Linked DNA regions of Homo sapiens: region 1 is linked to region 2. Evidence: chromatin contacts called from ENCODE Hi-C data. All regions are on one chromosome and are shown on one strand. The core of a region is the stretch at or near the end of the contact, and the rest is flanking DNA. Distances in the headings are between cores, read along the strand shown. Region 1 holds the start of MIR133A1HG (MIR133A1 host gene). Region 2 holds the start of GATA6-AS1 (GATA6 antisense RNA 1 (head to head)).

Region 1 (5,491 bases), core at 141-2,640, 340 kb before region 2:
TCAAGAAATTTTCAGATTTGTCAAAGGAGGAAAAAAAAGGGCAGGGATAGTAGAATTTCTGCAGCTTGTGATAAAAAGCTAGTGCAGCTTATAGAGAGCAAATCAGAATGTAGCAGTAGATAGCCCAGCACTACAGCAGTTTCAGCAATGCAGCATTAGAATTACACCATGCACGTTCTGATTTATTTTTGTGGCCAATTATTAGTAAGCATTAAAAAGTATTTTATGATCTGCCAAGTTTCTTGGTTGACTAAACCTTGAAATAGAAGCTAATAGTTTTAGAAAATAAGTATACTTTGGAAGCAGGATGTGACTTACTAGAGATGCAAAATCATCACTTAATCTGAAACAATAATGACTAAATCTTTAATAATGTAAATGACAATAATGTATTTGTACATTTTTAAGATAAAAAGTTACTGCCATAGTATCTGAACAATATTCCTTTTTACACTACATTAGCTCTTAACTTGAATTGTGAAATTAGGCTATGGTTAGATAGAATTTAATTTAACAATGAGAACATATATTGAGTCAATAATAGGTAAGCATGCAGAAAGTCATAAGCATCCTTAAAAGTACAGGCCTTATGGTGCTCTGTTACCTGTAAGCTTAGTGTCATGCAGCATTTGCAGCAGGAAGAAAGGTAGTAACCTAGAGAATCACATCAACAGCAGCCATCTCATCTTGATTGTTCGTTCACTCTATTTGCTGATTCAGCATTTCTTTTCATGAGCCCGGTGAAGGAAGGGGATGTATCAGTGAACACAGAACCTCACCTTTTAAGATAAATTTGAAAAACAAACGAGCAAACAAAAAACAAGCTTACTTTTCCCTCTCCTCCCCTCTTCCCTTTACCAAAAACAAAAACAAAAACAAAAACCACCAACAAAAACAACTCTAAAATTGAATCAGTGTTGGCCATTTGATTTGGAATGTCATATAACAGTCTTGCACAGTTATATAGGGAAAGTTAAGCAATCAAAAAAGGTTGCTACAAAGGCCAAGAAAATGAACCTAGCTTGTCAGATGAAATGCTTCAGAAGAGGGGAAAAAGTTGCAGAAGTTAATTTTATAGTCTAAAAAAGACAAAAAAAAAAAAAAACAAAAACAGAACCCAAAACACACCTTACTCCCCCCAAATAACTGTAAACATTCACCCTGTTTTTCTTTGCCCTCCAGAATACATTGGGTTCTTCTGACTTCTTAGGAAATAGTCTGCATCTTTCTTGCTTTTAGATTTTTTTTTTTTTTTTTTTTGGTTTTTAGTTTCCAGGATTAAATAGTAGAGCTGTAGTGAAGCTACCTTGTCACATCCAGAGGTCAAGTCTGCAAGCGAGGTCAGGACTTCCACATGGTCACTACGAGGCTAACTTATATTCTTCCTCAGTGACCACTGGCTAAACTGTTACAGCTTTATAGGCAGCTAAGCATTTGAAACATGCACTCCCAGGCAAACAGGCTCTCTTGTGCCTCTCTCTTCCCTGACCATATTTAGTCAACCATAGCAAAAAATAGCCTCTCAGCTGTCGATTGTCGATCCAAAAGCTGAGGAAGCCTCAATCTTGCTTTCTGCCTATTGATTGTTCATCCTGCGGTCCAAACACTGCTTAGCCATTTGTCCTGCCCCCCACTTTTTTTTTTTTGAGGGGGGGTAAGCACTGCCAAATAAAGCGGTCTCTCATGTTTCCACTTACATTTCCCAGATTTTCACTGAGCTTGCGCTGAGACTAGGAAAGCCTGATGCACTGTCACTATACTTAGAAGCACTGCAGAGAAAAAAGGAAAGAGGAAAAAAATTACCATGGCTAGTAGCAAGACAATCTTTAGACAGTTATGGAACAAGTGAAGTCCCTCTGCTGCCAAAATACATTTTATAACCTGATTTTTTGATTGATAAAAAATGTTATGGATGGTGATATGTTACATATCTAAAGGCCTGAAAGGATTTTGTAGGGTTATCTTTAGAGCTAGTTGTTGCCATATACATGCTTTTAAAGTTTATTGAATGGAAAATGTATAGAAATGGTAGGTAAGACCTGTATATTGGTGGTGGAGAGACATCATCAAGGGAGAAGAAAGTAGTATGTAAATGAAATCTTAGAAGTGCTACTTAAAACAATTCACTGTCAATTTCAGTTAATTTTTTTTATAATGCTTTGGTAAAAAACAGGGTCCAGTATGCTTTTGAGTAATTATACAAGTATTCAGATGCATTTTATTATGAATTCTACTTTATATTCAAATGTGTAGTGTTTTTGCTGTCCCTTCTACATTGTCATGTTTCTCTAATTTTCTGAAGTGACTTTTAGGCATGATCATTGCACACTTTACACAGATTGAAATAGTCATTAACCTGTCTATAACTCTATTACATAGTATGTGACTCAGAGGTAAAAATACTTTTGTTTTAAATTTTAATAGCATATTCACAATAGATTTTGATACTGAAATTTTTTTAATCAAAGAGAAAAAATATTAAAACATGAAGTCCAGTAAACCTGTGGAGATATAGTTTAAGATCTCACATAAAAATGCAGAAGAGAAACCAGCTATACCTTGTTTTTTAATCCAAATATGTCCTCTTAAGAAACAAGAAAAACTATTACGAGTTTTCTGAGCTTACTCACCTACGGAAGTTTGTCCTTCACATTCTTGTTGTCTTTAGCATTTAATATCATAGCAGTTTAATTATTTTGAATGTCTGTTTTAAAACAGTGGCATAAGGAATACTTCTTTAGATATTGGGCAATTTTAAACAGCTTTCCTAGATATTGAAATAATTTTACTCATATTATGAGAAGATGACATGTCTCAGAGTATAAAGTAGGTTAATTTTCAGTTTTCTCAAGTACCCCATTTTGTTAATGATTTTGTAGCAGTGAAAGTACTTATTTTTTAAGCAAACACTTACATAATGTGTTATGTGCCAGGTTCTCTTTCTAAGCCCTTTATAAATATTAACTCATTTAATTTTCATAACAACCCTATAAAGTAGGATTTGTGATTCTTCTCACATTTTACAGATGAGGAAACTGAGGCACAGAAGTTAAGTAATCTGCTGAAGTCACTAGCCATTGTGGCTAGAGCCAGAATTTGAACTCAGATAATTTGGTTTCAGACTGGGAGCTCTTCACCACTATGCCACATTGCTCCTCAGATTTGTGATAATGAAATGAGTTAGGAAATTATTCCTCTTGGGAACAAAACCATGCATCAAATATATATTGCCAATATCTTTGCCTCAGTATATTCAGAAAGATGATTATTTGATTATTTGTTTATTCATTTCTTCCATTCAACAAAACTTTGAGTTCCCTATACTAGGTATACAAAGTATACCTTTTTGATCAAAATGTGTTCAGTTTTATAGTAACCTGCTTTTAGCATGCCCAAAAGAACTACTGGCAGTTGATCAGTTTTCTTAATAAATTCCTTTTTGAATTCTTGACTAATCTACATTACCGATTTGAGGGATTGTTTATTAATTTACCAAGCATTTATTGAACACCTAATATGTGCTACAGTGCTATTCTAATGTTGTTTTGCCTTAAGTAGTACTAACATGTAAGGCCTCCACAGTTTAGCTAGTAGGGTTTGGGAAAATGTTGCCTGCCTCTGAAGAAAGATTGCAAAGCATGGCAGGCCCTAAAAATTGACCCAGTGCCACTTGAATACTGCATACCAGTGTAGACAGCTGCTTGTCCCCTCTGCTTCTTTATAACTCATTTGTTCATCATTCAGCAAACGTTTGAATACTATCATGTGCCAGGGATTATGGTAGGCACTGCTATTAGTTGTTCTGGAACTTAATGCTTCTTTGGCACTATTCACAAATGCCTGCTTAACTGGTAGTAAGATCTTATCTTTAAAACATCCATGTCCTTAACCTCTTGGAAAACAACCAAATTGAGCATTAGGGAAAATATCTCTAAATCTCATATACTATGCTCCACAGGTGAGACAGTCTATTGGCTTAACAAAATTACTGAATTCTCGAGCTGGTAACACCTTTTTCCCAGTAACTCTACGGACCTCAGTGCTTGCAGCTTAACAGTCTCCTCTTAATTAACTAAAGTGCTGCAGGGAACAGCCTGCTGCTGTCCTTGTGGTTATAGTGTGTCTTCCTAAGATTGCCTGCCTCATGGAAAGAAAGGAGACAGGCTGCTCTGAACTACTGCTGTTGACGTGAGAGTGATGGGACCAGAAACTGTTTTGCTTAACTTTCCCTTAGCTTACCTTGCAGGCTGGGCCCAAAGATGACCTCTTTTCTTGAGGCCCTGTATTATTATTTTTTTTTGAGGGGGTTGGCAATTTTTGATTAAGATGAGAGGGCTGTAGGTCTCTGTTCAAATAATTTATGTAGCACCCTCAAGGAGGTGAACTATAACTTCCCGCTCCTTAAGTGTGGGCTGTACATAGTCACTTCCTTCCTAAGAGCATAGTTTAGAGATACGGAAATGTTTACATTGGAGAAACATGAAGAACACTACTTCAGCCAGATGATCAAGGTTAACTTCTAGAGTCATATGGCATGTTGATAGTATGTACCCTTGGTGTGATGTGATTAAATGACACTTTATCTCTGTGGCCTTCTTACTAAGAACCAATAGCACAGCGTAATCATGAGAAAAGCATCAGACAAATTCCAACTGAGGAATAGTCTACACAATATCCCATTAGTACTCTTCAAAACTGTCAGACTCATCAAAAACAAGGAAAGTCTGGGAAACTGTCACAACCAAAGGGAGCTAAGGAGAAAAGACAACTAAATGTAAAGGGGTATTCTGGAACAGAGAAAGAACATTGAATAAAACTAAGGAAATCTCAGGTGTGGACTTTGGTTAATAACAGCGCTTCAACATTGGTTTATTGAAACAAATGTACCATACTATGTAAAATGTTAGTAACAAGGATGGAGGAGTATATGGGAACTCTGTACTAGCTTTGCAATGTTCTATAAATCTAACATTGCTTTAAAATAGATATTTAAAAACAAAACCAAAAAGTTCACCACTCCTGGCTAGTTGACCCTTGCATTAGTTTTGATTTGGGGCTATCTGCAGTGTTTCTCCACAGCTTAGTAAATCAAGTTGATTTTGCTATAATTGATTTCAAGAAAATATTATGTTTAGTCTCATGTTCTTTTAAAAGTGTATTAAAGGCAGGGAAGTATATTTTAGAATTTTTTTTTTATCAAGACTAGTCTTATTTTTAAAAGATTTATTTAAAAAGAATATGTGAAAATTGTGAAATGGTCAGATTTGTGTGGGGTGGTATAGAGAATAGAGTGGAAAGGAGACTGGGGGCCATTGGGAAGAACAGTTGAGTTTTAAAAAGGAGAAACGGCAGGACAAATTGAATGTGGACATAAGAAGAGAGGAAAGAGTCTAGAATGATTCCCTGGTTTCTGAGTAGAATGGCTGATTAAATGGTAAGAAGGGTAATCAAGATCAAGAATATAGGAGGAGCCCGGGTGCGGTGGCTCACG
Region 2 (5,858 bases), core at 3,359-5,858:
AGGGGTCTCATCTGAAACTTACCCCCACCCCATCACCTCCTTGTCCTATTTCAAAAAGGTAGAAAAGGTTTATGCTGGTCTGGAATATGGACTCTTTTTACTTAAGGGGAGGAGAAAACTTCAAAAACATCACAACTGACTCCCCAAGCCCACTTTTTAGTATCCAGGATCAGGAAACTGGATCTTCCCTGCCGTCACCCGTTGGTGAAAGGGAAGGGATCACTCCAGGGGCAGAGCCTCAGCCCAGCTGGCAGCCCTAGGCTTTATGTAGTGGTGCCAGTAGCAATTAATAATGATAATAAATACCACACTTCAAACCAAACCCAAGCCGAGGGATGACTGAATGACTGGACCTCTGCCTCCCACCTGCGTGCGGTTACTCTGCGAGTCCACACCTTCCCTGGCAGCCTCAGTTCCACCCACCACCTTCAGCCTGGGGTTCAAAGGGAGCGCTGCCCCAGGACCAGCGACGTGGACCAGCACACTGCCCCTTAGCAGACCTACAGGGAGTGGGATGGTAGGTGGGGGCAGTTTGGTTTTATCTTTATTATTTAGTATCAGAAAATAATCAAAACGGAGTGGTAATTTCGGCCCCCTGAGCTTGGCTTAGTTTTTCCGCGAAGTGCACGGGGGCCGTTTTAGGATACCCAGCTCCCACCTGGAGCTCCAGAGCTCCCGGGGACCCCCTTGTCCGCCCGTCTCCTAGGGCCTGGCACTCCCTGGCCCCGCAGCCCGGGGACCTCCACCTTCCCCAGGCGGCAGCCACAGGTCCCGCCGGGCCCGTCCGAGGTCTGCGGCCGCCGAAGTCGGGGTCTCAGGGCGTCAGGGAGCAACCAGGCCGCGGGGAGGGAGGCCGGCGCCGGCGCGGAATTTCTTTATCGGGATTTGAGAGCCGCAAGCTTCTCCTTCGCTTCTTTAAGCGATCACGGAAAGACACCTTTCGATCTTTTGTCAGACATCTTGGCCCTTAATAGCTAAATTTATTTGGTTTAAAGCGGCCACGGGAGAAGCAGGGAGGGAAAATCTTTCGTCGGTCATTGGGTGGCCTAGATAACAGGCTTGGAGAGAGAGCGGAGAAGAAAGTAAAAAGGTTAATGGATGAGGGGAGGGCTGGAGGCGCCCGGCGTGGGGCTTTTACGGCGACCCTCCCCCGGCCGCCCCCTTATCGCAGCCCGAACTTACCCGCGGCGCAGCGAGTACATTAAGTCACGTAAACAGCGCGGAGAGGAATGCCACCGCGGTGACCTTTCGTGCGCCGCCGCCGCTAGCCCACCTCCGCGCCGTGCTGGCGGCCGCCGGCGGCGCACGGGGGTCGGCCGGGGGCTGCGCCGGGCAAGGGGCCTCCGGGCCGGGCCTGGCCTGCGCAACGCGCCGGGCCTCGATTCCGACCGCCCGGGGACCCCGGCGCTGGCTCCGCGCGGTCCTTCCCCGAAGTGGCCGCCGGCGGGAGCCGGCGCTGGGGGTGGGGGCGACCTGCAAGTTTCCGCCGCCACCACCTGACGTTTCTAAAGAGTGTTTTTGGTTTCCCGAGATTTAAACTTAAAGAAAATCACCGCCAGGACTCTGGTCGACGGCCTACCGTGCAGTGCGGCCGCTGAGTGGGGGACACGCCGCCCGGAACCCACCACTGGCCCCAGACGCTGGCAGGGGTGGGGGGCTCTGAGGTGACCCCGGGTCCTTGGGTAAAAGCGTCCCAGAGACGGGAAGAAATATGGTATAAGCGAGAAGGCCTCATAAATCTGGGCTGTTAAAAATCTAAGTTAAAAATATGTTTTAAGTCAGAAATGCATTCTTTTTCCTTATGAAACATCGCCGAAGCAGCCAGTTTTGTGACAGGATCGTAAAATGAGCGTGAGTTTGCGGGGGTGGAGGTGCACGGGGACGCGGGTCCTTGCTGGGTCTCGCCGCTCCTCCGGAAGCGGCGCAAGACTGGGTCCCCAAACACCCTTCCCGTTTGGCAGCCAAGCCCCCGCCCCCTGCCCAATTGGCTGCAGTGTTCTGGGTGGATTCGAATCGCGAATAGTGGTGTGGCGCGGCCGAAATAAATCAACCCTGGGGACAGGCCGCGCCCGGGAGCCAGCCCTCTGTGAGGGTAAGGGGGACGACTTGCCCAGGAGGGGCCGCTCATTGGGTCGAAACAGTCCGGAGAGAACAGTTTCGTTCAAGATTAGCAAATCCCGAAAGAGGAGACATGCGAGGGTGAAAGAAAAAAAAAAAGGAAAGGAAGGAAAAGAAAAAATATATATCCCCACGAAGAAAACAATAACTTTTAAGAGCTGTCCGCGTACTTTGGACACTAGTGGGGGCCTTCTCCCCAGCTCTTGGGTTTCTCCCTAGTTTGGGGTGCACCTCTTCCCTCCAAACTTCCTAATTTGCCGGCCTTCCAGACCAGCTGGGGCGCGCCCAGGAAGCTCCACGCGCGGGTCTGGGGCTCATGGGAGTGGCTTTGAAAACATGCTTGTCTTCCCCAGAGCGGTCCCTAGCGCCAAAGATGCATTGGGGAAAAGGCACATTGGAGACGTCAGGCAGCCTGGTTTTCTGTCTGAATCAACTGTACGAGTTAAACAGTTTTATTTCGAAATTAACCAACATAAACAACAACAACAACAACAACATTCACTACCCATTCCCTCGTTAGGTTGGAAAACCAGTCTGAAAAAATAAATACAATCTGTGACCATGAAAAGGAGCAATCACTTATTTTTCCCATATGTTTTGAACATTATTTTTAAAAATAGATTGGGAATCTGGAGGGTAAAATGCCGGGTCCCTTCCCGAGCCCTTAGAGCCCGAACGTTGTCGAATCGGTCAATGTCCACCCCGCTGCTCACCTCTGTCCCAGCAGCGCCGGGGCCAGCGCGCCCTCCCGCCGCGTCTGCGGAGCTGCGGGAAAAGCAGGTCCCCGGGGGGTATCGAGTGTCCAGGGATATCCACGCAGACATCCTTGTACTTGCAAATACAAAGAAACACACAGGACAGAGATCAGGCTCGCGCCAGGGCTCGATCTCCTCGGGGCTCAGGGTTGGAGGCCGTACACAGCCTGGACACAAACTGAGCCAAAGAGTTTATTTTTAGCAAATAAGATATGAGTTTTTAGAAAATTGCTTCGAATAGCAAATCCGAGAAACATTATTTCAAAACGTTGGAATCAAAGGAAATCAAATGCCCACAACCCATTTCCGTCAGTGCTTACAAATGAGCTTCTGCAAAACCCAGTCCACTTAAACATTTGGTCGGAACTCACGAAAAGAACCAAAAGCAAGGCATTCCGAGTCCTGGCGGGGGTTGAGCGGCCGGGCGGACGCCTGGCTATCTCTTCTGGGAGTCGCGCATTCGATCGCATTCAGGTTAAAATTTAAAGCCCCTGGATCCTGCTCCAGTCGCCAGCCTCTCCATTCCAGAGTTTTCTACCTTCAGCCTTTTCCAAATGCGGCCACGCTGAAACTGGGAGCCGCCGCAGTGATTGGGGGAGGCAAAGTGGAACGTAATAAAAGTGACTAAATTGGATGAGAACGGTTTCTGGACCTTCTCGGTAGCAATTTAAAATTCAGAAGTGTTTAGAAGCAATTTACAACGAAGAATGAAAAACGAAGAATTCTCGCCAACTTCCTGAATTCCTTGCCCCCTCCCCCGCACTGCCAGGCCCTGTCCCGCTCCCCCAGGAGCCACAAGTTCACAACTCACAGTTACGTGCAGAGGAAACAACGCTTAGCTACGAGGTCTCACCATCTCTGGAAACCATACTTTACAAGGCACCTCTCCACCCCAGTTCAACTCTGCACAGGCTCCTCTTCCTTCCCTAACTGGGAAAACACGAAAATAGAAACAAAACAAAAAACCAGAGCCTAAACGCTTTCTAGGAGACCGACCTTCAGAAAATCATTTACTTGGATTTACCTGGGCGGGGGGTAGGGGGTGGGGTCGGGGTAAAGTATAAAAATTCATTCTCACAAAAACAACGCCTCTTGTCCTAAAGTCTCCCTCGGCAGCCTTCTGGGGTCACGTCTGTCGGAAGAAATCCTTTCTGTAAGCGAAAGGGAGCGAGACATATATCACGGCTCCTGCAGCGGACGAGCCTGCGGCCGCGCGAGTTGCCGCTGACAGATCGGCGCTGATAACCCCGCGACGTTCATTTCCAGTCCCTTTTGCCCGCTAGGGACCGTATCAGTTTGTACAGAGTTGTGATAACTGTTTGGAGGGAGCGAAGAGGGGGTGTGTATATGAACGTGGGGGTGGGGAAGCAGCATTTAGCGCTGGGTCCAGGGAAGGTGACACCCCCTCTTCGCAGTGACTTATCTGTGACTTACCTGAAACTCTCCAGGGAAATATCAGAAACTCTCCAGGGACATCAAAAGTTGGAGAGCGTCCTCGGACACGACTGATGTGGAAGCCCTTTTCCATTCTGCGTACCCCATAGACTACCTTTCCGTACATGACGACCCGAGTTAAAGTTCCCAAAGGTCAGCTGGGGAATGTTGTCTTGAGGTTCCCGAAACCACCACGACCTGAGCCGTAGCATCCCGAGATAGGGTCGGAGAAAGTTTAAGGTCGGTCTCACACAACTTCAGGGCAAAAAGCGCATTTGCTGTGAAGGGGCTAGGCGGGGGTTGGGGGGCGGGGGGGCGCAGAGCACGTTCCCCCTTCCTTCTGGGGGCGTGCTGACCCAAGGTCTGGAGCGCCCCTCCCGCCGCGGCGGCGGCGCGGGACTGTGCACTGCCAACTCCTCCCGTGCCAAGGCTCCCTCCCCCTCCCTCGTGTGGGTGTGTGTGTGCGACTGCGGGAGCGGGAGGGTGCACCGCCGCTGGATGGGTGCGGGTCGCTAGCCAGGTCAGGCGTTCTGTGGCCTCCGCCCCTCCCCCGGGGTCCCTGGGCTCGGTGCCCCCCGGGTGGACTCGCCCCCACTCCGGGGACAGGGCTTGCGGCTCAGCCCACGCCCGCAGGCAGCGCGGCTCTCATTGTCTGCCTGGGCGGCGCGCTCCCCTCCCCCCTCGCCGTCCCCTCCCCACCCTCTTTTCTCTCCTCCCCTCGATCCCTCCTCCTCCTCTTCACCTCCAGCGCCCAGCTGCTCGCTGAGCGCAGTTCCGACCCACAGCCTGGCACCCTTCGGCGAGCGCTGTTTGTTTAGGGCTCGGTGAGTCCAATCAGGAGCCCAGGCTGCAGTTTTCCGGCAGAGCAGTAAGAGGCGCCTCCTCTCTCCTTTTTATTCACCAGCAGCGCGGCGCAGACCCCGGACTCGCGCTCGCCCGCTGGCGCCCTCGGCTTCTCTCCGCGCCTGGGAGCACCCTCCGCCGCGGCCGTTCTCCATGCGCAGCGCCCGCCCGAGGTTCGGCTGCTTCCTCCTCGCGCGATCTCCCCGCTTTCCTCCCCTCCACCCCTACTCGTCGCGGGCCCCTGGCCTCCGGCTCTCCGGCCCTCTCCAGGCCGCGGTCGGCTCCGACGGTGTTTCCCTCCTTCCCTCCGGGCGGGCTGAGGCGGCTCCCAGGCTCCCGGGACACCGCGGACCAACTTCTAGTCTCTTTTTCTCTCCTCGAAGCGCTTATCTGCGCGCAGCCTTATCTCCGAGTTATCTCGGCGCAAAGGGGCGGGAGCCGGTAGTTAGGCAGGCAGAGAAACTTCTTTCTTGCTATCTAGCCAGGTCTGTGTGTGGGCATTAATTTTAGTGTGGTAATCTCCGATGAGCCGAGGCGATTTGGAAGAGCAGCCTGGAGGAGGCCAGCCCGGCTGCATTTCACCTCCCTCCCCCACTCGCTCCGAGTCTCCCTGTCATTCTTCCTGCTCTCCCATTTGGGGTCGCCTCGGCTCTGGGGCGGTCTCACGCTCCCCCCTCCCCAGCCCGTTGCGTTCCCCCTCCTTTTCTC

The links. A loop is a pair of places that touch in the nucleus more often than their neighbours do. Pooled maps may share reads with other maps.
Region 1: a loop to region 2 is called in a map of ascending aorta, with 4 times the contacts of the local background. The contact joins the promoter of MIR133A1HG here to the promoter of GATA6-AS1 in region 2. A Hi-C loop is called at or near these places in 3 of 168 maps with a recorded cell type or tissue (Right ventricle myocardium inferior, ascending aorta and cardiac septum) and 9 of 50 pooled maps.

The regions. Positions count from the first base shown.
Region 1 is chr18:21,830,016-21,835,506 of GRCh38, forward strand. MIR133A1HG (MIR133A1 host gene) reads right to left here and starts at 1,391. Exons shown (of 3, transcript NR_110369.1): 1 at 1,307-1,391; 2 at 605-779. The region is part of intron 12 of MIB1 (MIB E3 ubiquitin protein ligase 1); the gene reads left to right.
Region 2 is chr18:22,164,360-22,170,217 of GRCh38, forward strand. GATA6-AS1 (GATA6 antisense RNA 1 (head to head)) reads right to left here and starts at 4,609. Exons shown (of 2, transcript NR_102763.1): 1 at 4,308-4,609; 2 at 2,539-4,024. GATA6 (GATA binding protein 6) reads left to right here and starts at 5,230. Exons shown (of 7, transcript NM_005257.6): 1 at 5,230-5,323. RefSeq lists enhancers at 677-1,255, 2,875-3,378.